Linked DNA regions of Homo sapiens: region 2 is linked to region 1. A link is a contact called in ENCODE Hi-C data. All regions are on one chromosome and are shown on one strand. Each heading gives the region's core, a stretch centred on a gene start or an enhancer-like site at or near the end of the contact. The rest is flanking DNA. Distances are from core to core; before and after follow the strand shown.

Evidence for each region. A loop is a pair of places that touch in the nucleus more often than their neighbours do. Pooled maps may share reads with other maps.
Region 2: a map of PC-3 shows a loop between it and region 1 (5-fold over the local background). The contact joins the enhancer-like site here to the promoter of FAT1 in region 1. A Hi-C loop is called at or near these places in 5 of 168 maps with a recorded cell type or tissue (MCF 10A, PC-3, PC-9 and 2 more) and 2 of 50 pooled maps.

What each region holds. Positions count from the first base shown.
Region 1 is chr4:186,722,505-186,725,272 of GRCh38, reverse strand. FAT1 (FAT atypical cadherin 1) reads left to right here and starts at 1,417. Exons shown (of 27, transcript NM_005245.4): 1 at 1,417-1,609. RefSeq lists enhancers at 1-974, 1,475-1,976.
Region 2 is chr4:187,308,189-187,310,956 of GRCh38, reverse strand. It overlaps LOC339975 (a long non-coding RNA gene), which reads left to right. Exons shown (of 5, transcript NR_038931.1): 2 at 1,279-1,775. Among named protein-coding and RNA genes, the nearest start is that of LINC02514, 61 kb to the left of the region's middle. Within about 2 kb of position 1,321, at least 2 of the 41 ENCODE cell types and tissues checked have a DNase peak (open chromatin) inside an H3K27ac peak, as active enhancers do; they include PC-3 and mammary epithelial cell, where a contact is called at or near this core.

The sequences.
Region 1 (2,768 bases), core at 168-2,667:
AGATTTACAATTCGGCAAGCGGCACAAGCCGGTTGGGCTTGGAGATCAGGTCACCCACTTTCGAGGTGTTCCATGTATGAAATTGACCTGTAAGCACTTGGAGCAATTATGGCCGGGACAAACACGTCTTTGGATGATGGAGTTTGCATTTGCTGGATGTGTGAATCTATGTGTATTCCAACTGGTGGGCAGGGAATATAGGGCTACGAATCGGCACACTCATCTTGCAGGCATTATTTTTCCTTCCCAGCCACAACCTGCTAGACACCTTTATTATTATTATTTTTTCCGGTCACCTCTAAGATGGCTTATAAGGTGACTGCGTTAACTTTGAACCCAGGAAATTCTCTTTCACACTTGACTGCCCTGCCGTTCCCCTCCCCGCCAAGCTCCCCTCACCAGTCCCAGGGAAATCGGATCTCTTTGTCTTCCCAGTGTTAAAATGCCTGAGTCCCACAAACTTTCCGAGATCAAGTCCGCCCTCTTGTCCGGGCTGCGTCCCAGCGCCTCCGGCCCTCCGGGCTTCGGCCGAGTCCGCCCTGCGCCGAGCCTGCGGCTGGAGCCCTGCCCGCACCGGGGATGGGCTCCGCGCCCGGGACGCTCAGGCTGGGCGCCCGGCGCGGGGAGTTCTCGGAGCGGGCTTCTCGGCGCTGGGGCTTCCCCTCTGCCTAGGAACTTGCAGTTGTCGGCCTGGGGTCACGCTTTGGGGCCCCTGGGGCCGACTCCCGGGCTAGGAAGCCCGCGGGACGCCGCGACTGCCTTTTGTCCCACAGGCCTGGGCGTCCGGGGTGTCAGCGGGGGAGGCCAGGCGCCCGCGGCGGGGAGGGCCTGGGGTCTAACTCGGCAGAAAAAGGTCGCGGGGGAAGCGTTTCCATTTTCTGGGGATTGAAGGAGGAAGTAGATTCCGACCTAGCTGCATTCCTTTGGAGACCTGAAGGACGACTTCAGCCCACCAAACCTTCGCGGACCCAGAGCCGCGCCATTCAAATGCAGATTCAGGGGCTCCCAGAAGGCTATGGAAAAGCTAAAGGGATGCCTCTGGGAAGCTTTCTCATTAGGCCCCAGCCTTTTTTTTTTTTTTTTTTTTTTAGCTAAGCTAACGTTTCCCTTTCTTGGCAGGGAGCTTTCCCCAATTCCTTGCACAGCGCCTGTGGCTGGCCGTAACTAACCTCGGCATCACAAGCCTCGCCCTGCCCCTCGGAGCCGCGCTAGACCCCGCTGGGCGCCTTCTCGTCTCCCAGCACGGACCTGGTGTTCGCAGGGACTGGGGCTCTTTGGGTCCGGGCGGGACTGCGTGGCCGAGCCCGCGGTCCCAGAGCCGGCAGCCGGGGAAAGTGGGCTCGAGTTTCCGCGCCCGAGAAATGAGCGCCGGCGCCGGCGGGCGGGGCCGGGGCGGAGGGATCTCCTGCGCTCGGGGAGCGTGAGGCGCCGGCGCCGAGCTGGGCGGCCGGGCGCGGGGAGAGGGCGCGGGAGCGGCTCGTGCGGCAGGTACCATGCGGACGCGCGAGCCCGGCGAGGGCCCCGGCAGGCCCGGTCCCTGCTCGGGGGCGCGCTGAGACGGCGGGTGAGCTCCACGAGAGCGCCGTCGCCACTTCGGGCCAACTTTGCGGTTAGTTCGCTGGGGCGCGGGCCGGCGGGCGGGGGCGAGAGCGTGCAGCGCGCTGCGGTGCGGACTCTGTGGGTGTCCGCCCGGTCCCCGGCTCGGGCTCCGGCGCTGCCGAAAACGGATGAGCGCGCGACTTCCCGGAGGGTGGAGTGACTCGGTCCTTCCCAGTTGGGAAATTCAGCACTGGCTAGGGGGGTCCCGGCGGCGGAGCGGGAAAAGGAGGCGACCGCGCGGGACCGATCCGGGGCCATTGCTGGGGTCCGATCCTTTCTGACACGCCGCCTTCCCTCCGGGAGCTCGCCGGGCTGCGCCGGCCTCGCGGTCTCCTGGGGCATCCCGCCGTCTGCGAAAGACCCGCTCGCTGAGCGGTGCACGCGGGAGGCCTGCGCGGGGCTGCCGGGTCCCTGGGTCTCTGGGTGTTTGCGCCCTGCAGGAGCGCTGCCCGGAGGTGCAGATGCAACCGGTGGACTGCGGAGTGAAGGGCTGCGAGGCTGCATTTCGGGGCTGAACATCTGCACAATGTGCGGTTTGTCAGTGTTTTCTGTCTTCTCTGGAGGAGGAACTTCTAAGATCTTTTTAAAAGAAAGAGTTTTTGGTCCTTCATTGCCTTTAAAAAAAAATGCTTTCTTTTAGAGAGCCAGCTTTCTGCTGTGTGTTAGATTTTTTTGTTCCCGCTGATGTGAATTGCAAGGCTTTGGAAACAAGGACGCAATTGTATGAGTTAGGAAAGTAAACTCATAAATATTTTCTATGCAGTTAAGTTTTTTTTTTTGTCTGAACTGTGGTTTCATTAAGTGGCTTTTGTTAAGCAATTCCCGGGTGCCTGATAGAGGCGATTTTTTAAAAGTGGATATTAACAGTGATTATTAGTATGAGAAAAGATTGAAAAGAAAATGACCTTCAGATATTCATTTCCTTTTCAAAAGCAGATTCTTAATGCTTCGTATATTCAGATACAGGTTTCGATAGTTTAAGAAGGTATCTGTGTGTGAGAACTAGGTAATGGTGATGTTTTTCACACTATTCTTAATGAGTTTGGTTATGCTGTCCAACACATCCAGTTGTTACAGGGACGTTTGAAAAGGTGTTTCTCCAGTTAATAGTTAATTGTGATATTTGTCTTTGTCTTTTTGTCTTAGGAAGACAGCTCTGATTCCACAGT
Region 2 (2,768 bases), core at 72-2,571, 590 kb before region 1:
ACCCAACCTAGCTCGTTACTTTTTAAGTTGAAGCCAATGCTCATTTACCATTCTAAAAATCCTAGGACCCTTAAGAATTATGCTAAATCTGCTCTTCTTGTGCTATGTAAAGGGAACAGGGAAGCTAGGATGTCAGCACATCTTTTAACAGCATGGTATACTCAATATTTTAAGCCCACTGTTGAGAACTACTTTTCAGAAAAACAAAAAGGATTCTTTTCAAAACATTACTGCTCTTTGACAATGTACCTGTCTTAAGAGCTGTGATGGAGATGTACAAAGATATTAATGTTGTTTTCATGTCTGCTAGCACAACATCTATTCTGCAGCCCATGGATCAAGGAGTCATTTCAACTTTCAAGTCTTATTATTTGTGAAATATATTTCATAAAGCCACAGCTGCCATAGACAGTGATTGCTCTGACGCATCTGGGAAAAGTAAGTTGGAAACCTTCTGGAAAGAATTTAACATTTGGGATGCTATTCAGGACATTCGAAATTCATGGGAGGAGGTCAAAATGTCAACATTCACAGGAGTTCGGAAGAAGTTGGTTCCAACTGTCACAGATAATATTGAGGGATTGAAGACTTCAGTGGAGAAAGTAACTGCAGATGTTGTAGAACTAGCAAGAGAACTGAAATTAGAAGTGGAGCATGAGGATGTGACTGAGTTGCTGGAATCTCATGATCAAACTATAACAGATGAGGAATCGCAACTTATGGATCAGCTAAGAAAGTGGCTTCTTGGGACAGAATCTTCTCCTGGTGAAGATGCTGTGACATTGTTGAAATGACAACAAAAGATTTAAAGTATTACATAAATTTAGTTGATCAAGCAGTGGCAGGGCTTGAGAGAATTAACTCCAATTTTGAAAGAAGTTCTAATATGACAAAAATGCTATCAAGCAGCATCATATGCAACAAAGAAATATTGTCTGAAAGGAAAAGTCAATTGATGCAGCAAACTTCACTGTTGTCTTATGTTAAGAAATTGCCACAGCAACCTTAACCTTCAGCATTCAACACCTTGATCCGTCAGAAGCCATCAACATAGAGGCAAGATTCCCACCAGAAAAAGATTATGACTTTGCTGGAGGCTCTGATTGTTGGTTGCATTTTTAGCAATGAAGTATTTTTAATTAAGGTATGTAGAGTATTTTTTAATAATGCTACTGCATACTTAATAGACTACAGTACAGTGTAAACATAGATTTATATGCACTGGGAAACCAAAGTCTTCGTGTGACTCACTTTATTGAAATGTTCTCTTTATTGCAGTGGTCTGAAATTGAACTCACAATATTTCTGAGGCATGCCTGTACTGCCCTCTCCCAAGAATGCCTACGTGACCAGCCCTCAGACTGGATCTTCTGCCTCCAAATTATGTTTGCAGTTCATGTAGCAGGCATGACAGACTTCGATTCTAATAGTTGCCTTCTTGCAATCTCTAGTAGCTGCAGCAACCTCCCACTGCAGATGTCTATTGTGAATCTGGGCCCCTGGCCCTTGGTCTACATCTCACGTACATTCAGCCTTCTTGCACTTCCAGCCTCTTCTCCTTGTGGCTCTCTTGCCCTGTCACTTTGCTTATGTGCACTGTGGCCAAAGCTAAGGCACCAGGGAGCATCAAGAAAAGACAAACATCTGTGAGTTGGATATGTGCCAATATTGATATTCTCTTATACCTCAATGCCCTGTGCTAGAGTGTCAGAGAGGAAGCGCAGAATGCAGCCATACTTCTTTTCAACCTACTGGTCAAATTTGGGTGGTTCAAGGTAATATACCCATTTTTTTATGTCTAGATGCTACACTGACATTATGATTAAAATACATTAATTTGTAGGAATAGATTAGATGTAAAACTTCAGAACATAAAAAGTACATGTGGTATCTTGAATCTAAGTTGCACTCCAGAATGCTATGTATAATTCCAATAAAACAACGTAAACAATGTACAGTGTTACTTGGTTTGATAAAATGGATAAGAGGAGGAGGCCTGGAGCCCAACTACCCAGGTTCAAATTCCAATTCTACTATTTTTACTAATTGTGTGTGACCTTGGACAAGTTCCTAAACTTCTCTAAGGCCTAGCATCCCCAGCTGTGACAGGGTAATGTTGACTCTGTCCTAGAATTGCTGTGAAGATTTAGTGAATATCCCTGGGCAAGTACTCAGGACATCTTACCTATCACTGTTTCTAGATCTAACAATAAAGCTTGAGCACATCAGCATGAATAATTGCTAGAAAAATAATTTTGAATCAATTAATGGCAAGTAAAATGCATGCTATGAAGAAAAGCACAAATAAGAATCTGGTGAATAGCTTCAATACACAGATCATAAATAGAAAAGACAATTCAATGACTTCTAAATAAATGTACTCAGCACTACCCAGCATGTTGCCTCTACCGAGGCTCCAGCATCTGAATGTCCAAAGCCTTCACTTTTAAGCTCCTTCATTGTGAAACCTCTAAAGCTGGCTTTACAAACTTGTTCTTTTGTCTCTTAATTTTAAACTTCCCCATGTACTGAGTCTGCAGTGCCTAGCAATCCTTCTTTCATCTGCCAAGGGCATTTCTGTTTTCTTCCTATGTCTTTACCAACAAGGGGAATTTGGAAATTAATATCTTCAATTTTATTCACAATAAATATTTCACTCCTTGGAAAAAAAATGCCTACATTATCTATACTAAAATGACACCTTCTCGACCCCAGCATAGAACCCAGAAAGGACAAATGATTTTTAAAGTTTATTACTTAAGGTGGAC